Linked DNA regions of Homo sapiens: region 1 is linked to region 2. The links are chromatin contacts, found by Hi-C in ENCODE. All regions are on one chromosome and are shown on one strand. Each heading gives the region's core, a stretch centred on a gene start or an enhancer-like site at or near the end of the contact. The rest is flanking DNA. Distances are from core to core; before and after follow the strand shown.

Region 1 (6,479 bases), core at 3,235-5,734, 520 kb before region 2:
CGCCCAAGAAGGGGTAGGTTTTATTTGGTGGAGGGAGCGGGGAGACACAGAAGCGATTGGAGTTGTCTTTTTCCAGTGGGAGATATTTGGGAGGAGTTAGTGTTGGAGATGGAGGTGGGCAAAGAAAGCTAAACCAATTAGCCGGCCATGGTGATGTGCACCTGTAGTCCCAGCTGCTCAGGAGGCTGAGGCTGGACGATCACTTAAGCCCAGGAGTTGGAGGCTGCAGTGAGCATGCATGACCATGCCACTGCCCTCAAGCCTGGGTGACAGAGCGAGACCCTGTCTCATAACAAAATCATAATAAAATAAATAAATAAAAAGAATCCTAACCAAAGAGGAGTGAAGATGCTAATGCCTATGCCAAGAAAGCCCAGCATCTAGGCCAGGCACGGCTGCTCACGCCTGTAATCCCAGCTCTTTGGGAGGCCAAGGCAGGTGGATCACCTGAGGTCAGTAGTTTGAGACCAGCCTGACCAACATGGAGAAACCCCATCTCTACTAAAAAGAGCTGGATGTGGTGGCACATGCCTGTAATCCCAGCTACTCGGGAGGCTGAGGCAGGAGAATCGCTTGAACCCAGGAGGCGGAGGTTGTGGTAAGCCGAGATTGTGCCATTGCACTCCAGCCTGGGCAACAAGAGTGAAACTACATCTCAAAAAAAAAAAAAAAAGCCCTCATCTAAGTAGTGATCGCCAACCTCCCATTCAATAGTGTTAGGGCAGAAAAACGGGCTGGGGACCACTACTCAGAGGACCCTCCTTCTTGCTCCCTTCCTTCCCTCCCCGCCAGGAGCCTGTGTGGCCTACTTCCTTACTAAGAGGCGTGAGTACCGCAACTCCCTGAACCCCTTTAAAGGCCTGAAGGAAAAAGAGGAGAAGAAACTTCGAAGTCGCCGATATCGGGTAGGTTTCTAGGCCTTTCTTTCAAGATACTAAACTCTAAACCCTTTCCTAAGTGGGAAGGGCCAGAGGACATGGCATATGAGAATAGGGTTGAGAGCCAGGAATGTAGGAAGATAGAGAAGAACAGTGAGCCAATGCTAAGATCTGACTTGGGGACTGGGTTCACTTAGGCACAGATTTTACACAGCCTTCCCCACCAAACCTTTTCCCCAAATCTAATCCATAGAATGTTTACCTTCCTAATCTATCTCCTGGGTTCCTGCCTTAGCTTTTTGCCAACCGATCCAGTATCATGAGGCATTTTGGACCTGAGGACCAACGTCTGTGGAATGATGTGACAGAGGAACTGATGTCAGATGAAGAGGACAGTCTTAACGAGCCAGGTGTGTGGGTGGCCCGCCCTCCCCGTTTCCGGGCCCAGCGCCTCACAGAGCTCTGCTACCACCTGGATGCTAACTCTAAGCATGGCACCAAAGCCAACCGTGTGTATGGGCCTCCCTCAGACAGACTGCCTTCTGCTGAAGCCCAGCTCCTTCCACCAGAACTTTACAATCCTAATTTCCAAGAAGAGGAAGATGAGGGAGGGGATGAGAATGCACCTGGCTCCCCATCTTTTGACCAACCCCACAAAACCTGCTGTCCTGACTTGAACTCATTCATTGAAATCAAGGTGGAAAAGGATGAATAAAATCTACAGCCAAGAATAACTCTGGCTTCCGCCATGCCCCATGTCTCAGAAATAGGTGGCCATGGGGCTTCACAAAATAATGAGATGCTCTGTGCAGTCTGAGAAAGCAAATTTGCCTCTTTTCTTAACACAGTCTCTACTGGGGAAGCAGAACACTGGTGGGATAAAAACTTATCTAGAAGGGGAGAAACTCCCTCCACTGTGAACAGTAAGCCAGAATATGCTTATTCCTCAGCATAAACAGTATCTCGGAGAAGCCTGGGATGAGAAAATGAGGAGGATGGGTCCAAGAAACATGAGGCCTTCTTGACATATGCCCTGTCTCTGAGTTGTTTCTGCCCCTGCCCAGTTCCACCCAAAGCTCTGAGGAAGCAGCCCAGGTTGTACCTTTTGCTTCCCTGTGACTACTTGTCTTGCTCTGCAGTGGAAACCGAACATGACCAGTGCAGGTTAATACCGCCACCTGGTGGGCAGTTTCAGTCATGAGCTTGAGTCTTCTGACCAAGGGAACACAAGTTCTATCACTATTGGGGAATTGGGTTCCTGATATAATAGCTATTGTTTATTGAATTACATGAGGAAAATTTTACTATTCCTATCTTACAGATGAGGAAATTAAGGCTTAAAGAGTTCCCGTGTCTCACCGGCAGCCTCTCTCTCACTATGTGACCAAGCAAAATACACAGCTTTGTAGCTGTTTCTTGGTCCTGTCAGCCAAGCTGTATTTTGAGGAAGGGGTGTGCATTTTGGATGGATTGAAAAGCAAAAATGGCTTTACATTTATTCAGTCTTATAACAAACATTGATCGCTTTACTAGGTGTCAGGTACTGTGCTATGGATACATTGTTGATAAGGTTGGATGCTGTTCAGAGATTTTTTTAGTTTAGTCAGGAAGCCAGGCAGTGGAGTAGGCAATGAAATGAACTGTGATAAGGGTGACCATGGTGGAGTGTAGTGCACTATGGCAATATACAGCAGGGGTAGCTAACCTACTCTTGCAGTCTGGAAAGGCTTCTTCTGAGAGGGTGTAATGTCTAAACTGGGGAAGAGTTAACCAGAAGGAAAGGGGAGGCTAAGAGAGTGTTCCAAACAGGGAACTGCAGGTACAAAAGTCCAGGGGCAAGAGAGAGTACAGACAAGGTCCAGTTCTACTGCAGACTTTTGGGGAAGGGATAATGCTAGAGGAGAGGCTGGAGAGTGAGACAGACCTCATAATACAGAGTACAGACTTCAACCCAAGGGCAGTGAGAAATCATTGAAAGTTTGTTTTAGCAGGGAAATAAAACGACAGGTTTTGCCTACAGGCAGTCCCCAACTCAACGATGGTTCGACTTAGGATTTTTCAACTTTACGATGGTGCGAAATGATTCAGTATGCTCCTCACCTTATGATGCAGTTATATCAGATAAACCCATTTTAAGCTGAAAATATGGTGAAGTTGAAGAAGCACTTCTGCCTTACGATATTTTCAATTTATAATGGATGGGTTTATTCAGACATAACTCCATTGTAAGTCGTAAAGCTTCTGTACTGAAAAAAATCACTTGACCTCAGGGTATAAGATGGATTGCAGGGAGCAAGCCTTGGCCAGGAGACTTTTGCATTGGTTTCGGAGAGGAAAGACGGTGACTTGACATATATAGTGGTGATGAGGGGAGGACAGATTTGGAAGATGTTTAGGAAGCAGAATTAATAGAACTTGGTGATTGATAGGACTTGGTTGGATTTGAGGTTAAGGGAGAAGGAGGACATAGGGTTGACGCTCAGATTTCTAGTTTAAGCAGCTAACAGGATTGTGCCATTTACTCAGAGAATGTTAGAGGAGCCAGTTTCATGAGGCAGAGAAGATGAGATCAGTTTAGGATATTGGGTGCTTCTGAGACAGCCATTGGAGATGCTAGTAGTTAGTTGAGTTTTTAATTCCAAGAAAGACTGGGCTGGAAATATGGATTAGGGAGTCACCTGCATATACAGATTATAATTAAAGTCTTGGGAACGAAGAGGGCCTTTGGAGATCCCAGCTCCAGTTTAGACTGTGGAGAGGCCACCTGAGGTCATGAGCACTATTGGAGCATGCCCTATTAGCATATGCGTCTTCTACTTCTTCCCCTTCACTCATCTCTGCTTCCAGTTATCCCTTGAAAACACAGGCTGTTCATCCCAGTTGTGCCCATTGCTACCACCAACTCTTGCATGGGCCTCCTTTAATGGCCTCCCAACATTTCATAAGATTTCCTCTCGCATCCTCACCCCAAAGGATCAAAGCTTCCAAATATTAGTAGTTGTGTGGATATTTTGGATGTAATTGGAAGGAAGAATCAAAGTTCTCCTTCCTCATCTGGACACAGGAAAGGAGGGAACACATTATGGTTAATTCTGAAGATGTTGCTCACAGCAGGTTCTAGATGCAATCCGATAGCTCCCCTCTGTTCCTAGTGCTTTCAGTCCTCCCTGCTTCCACTCTGGTAGGAAACTCTCCTCAGGATCAGAGAAAAGCCGTGGCCTTGACCAGGGAAACAGAGGCTGATTCTCAGGGGAGATGAGGTCAGGGAGACAATGCAACTAGGACGAAGAAGCCAAATAGTTTGGCACAAATTAATTTCCCAAAAGATATTAACCTCGTTTCTTTCCACATTCCCTAAGGCTACACTAAGATTATAAAAGGTGTTCAAAATGTTGAGATGAAAATAATATGCATGACTTGTTTGCATATAATTTTCATACTCATTTACTATCTAAATACAAAGGAGTCATTTTCCTTCTCCATTCTACTTCCTCCACCCCTTGCCCCTGATGTTTTAGTCTGGGCAAAAGTAGTTGGCTGGTTTTTAAAAAATTTTTTTGAGACGGAATCTCCCTCTATCGCCCAGGCCTGAGTGCAATGGCACAATCTCGGCTCTCTGCAACCTCCGCCTCCTGGGTTCACGCGATTCTTCTGCCTCAGCCTCCCAAGTAGCTGGGACTACAGGTGCACGCCACCACACCGGCTAATTTTTGTATTCTTAGTAGAGACGGGGTTTCACCATACTGGCCAGGCTGGTTGCAAACTCCTGACCTCGTGATCCCGCCGCCTCTGCCTTCCAAAGTGCTGGGATTACAGGCGTGAGCCACCGCTCCCGGCCGTTGGCTGGTATTTAATTAGGTATGTTTAGCTTCATCTAGGGTTTCTTTAAAAAAAATTATTATTTATTTTTGAGAATTTTTTTGAGACGGAGTCTTGCTCTGTCGCCCAGGCTGGAGTGCAGTGGCCGTGATATTGGCTCACTGCAACCTCTGTCTCCCGGGTTCAAGCGATTCTCCCGCCTCAGCCTCTCGAGTGGCTGGGACTATAGGCGTGCGCCACCACGCCTGGCTAATTTTTGTATTTTTAGTAGAGATAGGGCTTCACCATGTTGGCCAGGCTGGTCTGAACTCTTGACTTCAAGTGATCCGCCCGCCTCAGCCTCCCAAAGTGGTGGGATTACAGGCGTGAGCCACCGCGCCCGGCTGCTTCAGCCAGGGTTTCTTTTCCTTATTCTTGATCCTTTTAAAATAGTCAATATCAGCCTCTTTTCCATCCTGATCATTTTCATTTGCAATTTCCTCTACACGGCATTTCTTTTCTTCCTCTTAATACTTACTCTGTATCACCAGTCTTCTGTGGACCAAAACCAAAGGGAGAAGGTGTTCGCTAGCCCTAAAACCAGGCCTTCGATCTCCACAGTCACCTGAAATGAGAAAAATCTCATTTCCCAACACCAGGGGGTGTCTATCCCTCTAACTGTCCTACCCTTAAGGTAGAGATTAGTCCCAAACCTTTTCCTCACTCCTTTTCACTGCTTCTACATACACACTATATCTCTTTCCCTCCCTCTCAAAGTAGAGATTAGTCCCATTTTCCTGACTCCTTTTCACTGCTTTTACAAATCACAAAACTTTTGGGTCCAGAAGGTGGTGCCTTTTTATTGCAGTTTATCTGTTTGTCTCTCATTCTCTCTGGACAAGCTTGTCCTTTCCTTTGTCTGCGCACCCTTCGGTCTCTGCATCGTCCACACTCCTCTTTGCTCCTCAGCTCTCCCTTTCTTTCGCTACCTCTTCCCTCTTCCACCTCTCTCTGTGGGCTTCGTCGCCTTTCAGGGCTATCTTTACGTACACGTCTCTGAACCTCTTTATGCATTTGTCTTCTTTCTCTCTGTCTTCCTCTTTATGGCTCTCTCCTTGTCTCACCATTTCTGTACCAGTCTCTCTCCATCTCTCCCACAGTCCCCACGCTGGGAACAAAGTCACGGTGCTAGCGCAGAACATGCCTCCTGTCGTCCGGTCCCGGGACGCGACACATTCCACCATGCCCCTCCGCGCATTCCAACTGCAGACAAAGAGTCCCCGTCCCCTACCCCCACACTCTTTCCTATTCCAATTCTTCAGTGTTGTAGGGGCAGCTGCCCCAACTGCCCCTGCCCGCCTCTCACGTCCAGTCCGCGGGTCTCCACATCCAGGGCAGTTAGCGCCTTCCGCTGCACGCACACCAGCTATCCCTGCGCGGACACCCCCGGCGCTCTCGCACACACCGCGCTCCGCCCCCCTAGGAAAGTAGATCCGGCCAGGCAGACAAAAGTTTGGGAGAGAAGTTCGGTCTGTGGCTAGCGTGAGAGCTAGGGGGGCGGGGGCCGGGGAGAGTGGGGCAGTCGGGCGAGTCGACGCGTGAACAGATAGACCTGCGGACTGGACAGCCGCGGCCAGAGACCCTGCTAGCCCCGCTCAGCCCCAGATGCGCGGGGGGACGCAGCCCCTCCCGCTGGGGGATGCTGTGGGATTCCTGGCGCAGGGCATCCAGGCCGCCCGCTAAGCCCCTGTGCCTCCCCTGTGCCCCTGGGGAACCAGAGTCCGGCTGCAGGGAAAGAGAACC
Region 2 (6,570 bases), core at 1,367-3,866:
ACTGCTCTGCACTTACGACACTGTATATTCAAATCCAGATTTATTCTGGTACCGGATAAGGCCAGATTATTCCTTTCAGTTTGTCTTTTATGGGGATAACAGCAGATCAGAAGGTGCAGATTTTACTCAAGGACGGTTTTCTGTGAAACACATTCTGACCCAGAAAGCCTTTCACTTGGTGATCTCTCCAGTAAGGACTGAAGACAGTGCCACTTACTACTGTGCCTTTAGCACTATGATGCAGGTGCCCAGGAAGTCATAACACAAACTCCTGGGGCACAGCTCAGCAGAGCTGCCTCTTAGGGCAGGTCATGTCTGGGACTTGGCATCCTTCTCTTAGCCATTTTGGGTTCCAGCCTGGCCTTTAGAAGTGACCTAAAGTGTCTTCTGAGAAATAAATGGCCTGGTCAGATCCAGGGGAGCACCCTGGCTTCAGAGAAGCAGAGTATCTCCCCACTTCTGACTCACGGGGCCCTTGCCACCTGAATGACTCCTGGTAGGCAAAGGAGAACTGCATGTTTACAGAGCGCTGTCTTCGTGCCCCTGGTGCCCTGGTCGTCCCGATACAGAAAGGGGCTTGACAAGCCTGTGCTGCATTTTCTGTGAGTGTTTCAGGATGCAGGTTCAGGTGCAGGTAAAGGGCCCATCTAAGGCGAGGCCGTCAGCCGTGTCTTTATTTTAGTCACCACCACCATTTATCCATTATTATGAATTGATCTGTTTTCATTGCAGAATTAAATTAGGGCCAGATGTGGTGGCTCATGCCAATAATTGCAACACTTTGGGAGGCTGAGGCGGGCAGATCACTTGAGGCCAGGAGTTCAAGACCAGCTTGGCCAACATGGCGAAGACCCGTCTCTACTAAAAATACAAGAATTAGCCGGGCGTGGTGGCTCGCGCCCGTAGTCCCGGCTACTCGGGAGGCTGAGGCACAAGAATCGCTTGAACCCAGGAGGCAGAGGTTGCAGTGAGCCGAGGTGGTGCCACTGCATTCCAGCCTGGGTGACAGAGCGAGATTCTGTCTCAAAAAAAAAAAAAAAATTAAGTTAGACACAAAGTTATTTACTTAAAAGACTTTTCACCAATTTACTTTTTTTTTCCCGCATCTTTTTATATCCAGCCACCTTCTCCTTGATGTTCTTTGACACCTCCATTTTACTTATTTTATTTGGAGAACATTTTCTTTTTTTTCACTGCAGAGCACTGAGGCACTCCTGGAAAGTTGTGACTTCCAGAATTCCAGCTGCCAAGTCCCTGAGTTTGAAGCTCAGTGGTGTCTCCGGCAGAGAAAATTTCCTCTGGGGCAAACTGACTATGTGATGTTGAAATAGATACACACCCTCAGTCCCTGGGAATCAGTCCCTCCTTCCTCTTCTCTTGAATTATCTGCCTTAATAGAACTATTAGAGTTATTAGATATAATCTTAGAAATAGAAGAGGCCTTACATGTTATTTTATAGAAACTACACTGCAGTCCAGAGACATGGTGGACATTCTCAAAGTCGTATACCTGGATAATGACAGGCCCAGAGATGCAGCGTTACACTTCCAGGGCTCTCTTCTGCAGCTGTACCCTAGGTGGCTCTATCAGTGAGTGGTTTGGGCAGCAGTTTATGTGCTCTTCAGAAACAGTGGACAAGAGTAGCCACTGTATAGAACAATGGAAAGAACAGGGGATGAGGGAGCCAAAGACCTTGGGCATGTGGCTTGGCTTTCTGGGGCTTCTGTTCTAATGCCTACTGAGTGTGACACATGTCCATCTCACAGTTCACATATCATGGCCCCAGATCAGAAGGCAGCCATAATCCCTCCTGGCTCTTGCCTTAAATCTTCCCTGGAGGCTCCTTTTGGTGTGGGAAATTCATGGTCCTGTGATATGCCAGGATTTTTTTTGTTTCTGGCATAGTGGGCTAGAGGGTGGCTCATTTATATGCTAAATATGGGACAATCCTGAAGTTCATTCTAGCTGATACTCACTTTGACATCTTGTCCTCATTTGGGGATGCAGTATGTTCTTATAGCAGGAACTTTGGGCTGAAAATCTTGAGACCTTGGTTCTGCTCCCAGCAATATCCCTGCCTCACTGAATGACTCTGGACATGATACATACTTTTTTGAGGAGAGGGCATTTTTGTTTTATCTGAAAAATGAGAATATGATCTTTTTGTTCCTAACAACTTCAGAGGAAACACCCTAATATTACACAAGGTAACTCGTGAATGTTTTGGAAATCAGCATTCCTTACACATACAAGGTGTAGTAGACATGATGGGGGAGTTTGCTGTCGGGGATGGCAAGTGGAGTTGTTGGCGACAGTCACTCTTTCACTTGTAACCTCATAACCCCCGACTTGATGCTCCACATAGGTGCTGAGAGAACCACAATAATGGGTTGCTAGGGCTCTGCACCTGAGCAGTGCTCCTGGAAAAGGCTGTGGCCTTCCTGGGTGGCAGTAGCAGAGGTCACTGGCCACGCTGCAGGTGCTGCTGTTGCTCTTGCTGTAACAGCGGCATCAGCAGAGGCAGCAGGAAACCCGAGGCTGGGTCTCCAAGGCAGGGCCTCTGTAGGCTTGGGGCTCAGGAAAGTGCAGTGTGACCCATAAGTTCAATTTGGCTTTTGGCTGACTAATAGTGAGCTCACAGAGCTGAGTTTCCCCCTGTGGTGATCTGCAAAGAGTAAAGCCAGAGGCGAGGTGCACACAATGCAGTTTAATAAATGCAATAGAGGCAGAGGCTGAGAAGAAAGGCAGAAAACCATCAATGCCAAAGTCCCAGGCCAGAGAATCAGTGTCCAATGGTTTCAAATACAGATTGGCAGGCAAAAGACAGTAAAAATGTTGTTTTTATAGGGAAAGATAGGGGTCTCATTTCTGTTCCTCCCTTCAAAAACACTTTCACAGTGAGTTGCTTGAAAGCAGACTTGTGTCTTCTTTGTACTCTCAGCATAGTGCCTGGAACTCAGAGGGAGCTAATTCATGCATGTTAAATCAATTAACAGAAAGCAGTGCCTTTCCTCTGTATTTTACTCTGATTTTTGCTAATAGATTGGAGAGTATTTAGATGAGATTTTGGAAACCTCATTGCCTGCTCATAAAGTATTAGCAAATTCAAATGTAATCTCATTTGTAAAGTATTAGGAGAGGCAGAAAGTGCTGAAACTTTGTCCTCCTCCACGCCATGCAGAATCTCTAGTGTGGCTCCTGAAGTGAACATAGAGGGTGGGACAAGCCGTGAGGACAGGAGGAAGAAGATGATGCTGGTTTGTAGCAAATCTAGTGCTCAGTTGAGCAGAGCCTTCCATGTTTAGATAAAAGGGCACCCGCTCTTCTTCTCCCAAGGCCTATTTGCCTCATGAGGAATGAAGCTGTGAACCTGTTGGTTCCCACTTTCTACTTCAAAAGGTAAAGAAAGTCAAAAGGAACAAAACATCATTTTCAAAGTGTATCACTTGTAGGAGTAAAAAAAGAGTCCTATATCTTTTTATATCCTTCTATCCCTTTATAAAACAGCATACAAAGCAGTTAGGACATAAACCCCCCTTCCCCAGGACTTTTGTCTTCCCATCAAGCTGGAGGATGAGCTGGGTTTGTTGTCTTTGAAGAAAAAGTGGTTTGGCTAGCAGCCATTTTAACAAGGCTATGACAGGTCAACTTGAATCACAAAGAAGTCAGAAGCCAAGGAGATGCATTTTTGTAAGCCTTTGGTTTCTTCAGGAGTGTAGCTTCCTCATGCCAGTCAGCCTGCAGTGAAGAAAGTTGTTATAGAATAGACTGCCAGTGCTAGAAGGAATCGTAGGGGTCATGTAGTCTGGGGTTGGCCGGTACTTGCTATACTGTACCATTGCAGACATCACTAATCTATTGTGGCTCACTTTCCATGTACACATGGCAATAGCTCAGCTAGTTCAGCTATCAGTGTTGGCACAAGTCATGAGACTCTTTTGTTCTCCTTTGGTTATTATTTTTTTTAACTCATTTGTTTTGCAGATGCAAAAACCCAGGCCCAGAGAGATGAAGAAACCTGGCTAAGGTAACATGTAAGTTAGTGTCAAAATCAGGATAAAACCCAGATCTTCTGACTCTTAGTATAGCTCTCTTTTTACCCAGCCACACTGCCTGTGTCCCTGGGACTGTTAGTAAAATAACAGGTGAGCTGGACCCCCTTTTTGAGATGACTGGGTATGTTTACTGTCTGGGTCAGATCAGTCAAGTACTCTGAGTCTAGGGTTGTTCCTAGAACAGAAGCTGGGGTTGATGAGCATTTGTGAGTATTGGAGAAGGAGTGAGGGGGAGAAGCCTCACACGCAAACCCAGGCCCTGGTTTCAATTTCGTGTATGAGATTACCTGAGAACGGAATGCAAGTAACAGGCAAATAATTGACATCTCAAACCTAACTGTGTATGCATCCTGAGTAGCTAATAGTGAGCTGTTCACTACTAATGCTGTGTGTAGGTTCATCCCAAAGACAGGCTGATCCACACATAGACAGGCTGGTCCTATGATTAAGGAGTGTGAGCTGGCATTCCCTTTATCAGGACAAAGATAGGTTCTGCTTCCTCTGGATAGTCTTCAGGCAAAGCTTTACTTATGGCCTTGCAAATAACCCATGGTCTCTTGGTCGATGAACAAAATAGCAGTAAAGAAGATGAATTCTCCTTATTTATCTTCAGTTTTCTCCCTGGAGTGAAAGTGAGGGTTATTCTCTGGTATATTAGAAAAATAGTACATTATACTACCTAATGGGTTTCAGTCTGACTCAAAATGAAAGGATAACAGGAAATGGGGTGCTGTTTTGCTGAGTAGCTGAGATAGCCTACCTTATTAATTCTAAGTATGTCTCTATTTTCCCTTTCCAATGCTTCTTGGTTTCTTAGCCATTTCTAAATCCCCTTTCCCCATGTGCAGCATGGTGTGGGTAGAGATAGGAATAAGAAGCGGCTAATTCTTACCTTACAAGAAAAATAACTTGGCAGTCAAGAGAAAATTGACGGCAACAGTCTTTGCAAACAGCATTCGTAGCCCAAGCACTGTGAGGGACATCATGTTCACCTTCTCGGTATGAACTATGGCTGAAAAAGAGTGAAGAGGGTGGCTTCAGGGAGAGATTAAATTCCCTTCCAGAAATTGGGCCTGCAACACTGATATTAGCCTGCCCCAAGTCTGCCTAGTTCTTTCTGGCCTGCAAGTCCAGCATGGTGCCAGATAGCCGTCAGAGACCTTAGGCTGCTGCTGACACCCAGCCAGGCAAGCTTGGGAAACCGATGCCGACAGCCAGGTAAGCCTTGCTGGGAGAGTCAGAGGCTCTGCAGAACCAACTGGGCTCAGCATGGTTTGTGTTTTCTTTTGAAATCTGATACATTTTGGCCCCAGTGGACAATTACAGAGTTTGCTTTAACCCTTGATTCTGAAGTTGGCCCTTTGATTTGAACTAACCTTTGGGTTTATGGCAGCTCTTTGAAGGTTGCTTTGTGTTTTCAGTTTCCTTTGGTTTTACGTGATCTGGAACAAACAGCAGTGGTCAGGGTTACATTGGGAATGAAGAGGCTCACAGGATTGTAGGCTTTTAAAACTGGAGGAGACTTTGGGTGAGTGAACTGAGGACCAGAGGATGTGACTTGGTGAAGGTCACATAGCTAATTATACAACATGCTTCCCATTCTAGCCTTTTTCATTGTACCATGAGGTCAACATCCAGGCACACCAATATGCGGGAAGAACTAGGATTCTTAGCCCCACAATAGGCCGCATTGCCCTTTGTTGGAATTTAGCACTGGATTAGAATGCACGAGGACTTTCAATCCCAGAGTCTAGTATGAAGGGGACAGTGGTAGGTAAAGAGGAGAGATGAGGAAGAAATAAGATGGGCTTTATTTTAGATTCCATCTTAGGGATGACAAGCATTTCCCTCCCCTGCCAATGGCAGGCTATAGTTGGGCCTAAGTCTTATTTCCAGCATGATGCTATACTGAGAATGATTTGTCCACAGTTACATCTCTAACTTCCCTTTCACCCAATTCTTGTTCCCCATAATCTCCAGCTCCTTGAAGCTAGAAATGGCCTACCTGTAGAATCTGTCTTCACTTCAAAGTCAGTGGAGTGCACAGTTTTATTGTCGTGTTGAACTGAACATGTCACTGAATTTGAATCTTCATATTTACCAAGCTTGACAGCATTGTACTTCCCACTGGGAGAGATGACAATAGCAGGATCAAACTCTGTTATCTTCTTGGATGACACGAGATTTATTCTTATATCCTTGGGGTAGAATTCCTTCACCAGACAAGCGACATTTGTTCCATTTTTCATGACAAAAACGGATGGTTTGGTATGAGGCTGACTTCCTGCAAATATAATCAACTTATTAGGTGAGATGATTATTCACAACTTTGTGGGGGTTAAACAGTGGTGATTACCTCGATTACCCTGGAGCCAAACACTACAATCCAGACCTCCATGCATCCTGTTAGTGACCTGGGCTTATTACCACCTCTGTGAAAGGACAGGCAAGGGGAGCAGAAATGAAAGGCAGTAAGTTTGACTTCCAGTTAGGAGCTGCTAGGAGATAGGGCTG

The links. A loop is a pair of places that touch in the nucleus more often than their neighbours do. Pooled maps may share reads with other maps.
Region 1: a loop to region 2 is called in a pooled map, with 2.8 times the contacts of the local background. The contact joins the promoter of AJUBA-DT here to the enhancer-like site in region 2. A Hi-C loop is called at or near these places in 2 of 37 single-sample maps with no recorded cell type and 4 of 50 pooled maps.

The regions. Positions count from the first base shown.
Region 1 is chr14:22,982,329-22,988,807 of GRCh38, reverse strand. AJUBA-DT (AJUBA divergent transcript) reads right to left here and starts at 4,484. Exons shown (of 3, transcript XR_007064074.1): 1 at 3,988-4,484. It overlaps AJUBA (ajuba LIM protein), which reads left to right and starts at 6,257. Exons shown (of 8, transcript NM_032876.6): 1 at 6,257-6,479. C14orf93 (chromosome 14 open reading frame 93) reads left to right here. Exons shown (of 7, transcript NM_021944.4): 6 at 793-905; 7 at 1,174-2,914. The coding sequence ends at 1,593. RefSeq lists a silencer at 1,968-2,077 and enhancers at 5,277-6,242, 6,243-6,479.
Region 2 is chr14:22,462,702-22,469,271 of GRCh38, reverse strand. The region is part of intron 2 of TRD-AS1 (TRD antisense RNA 1); the gene reads left to right. It also overlaps TRA, TRD, TRDC and TRDV3. Among named protein-coding and RNA genes, the nearest start is that of TRD-AS1, 17 kb to the left of the region's middle. RefSeq lists enhancers at 4,537-4,756, 5,179-6,378. Within about 2 kb of position 2,616, at least 2 of the 41 ENCODE cell types and tissues checked have a DNase peak (open chromatin) inside an H3K27ac peak, as active enhancers do.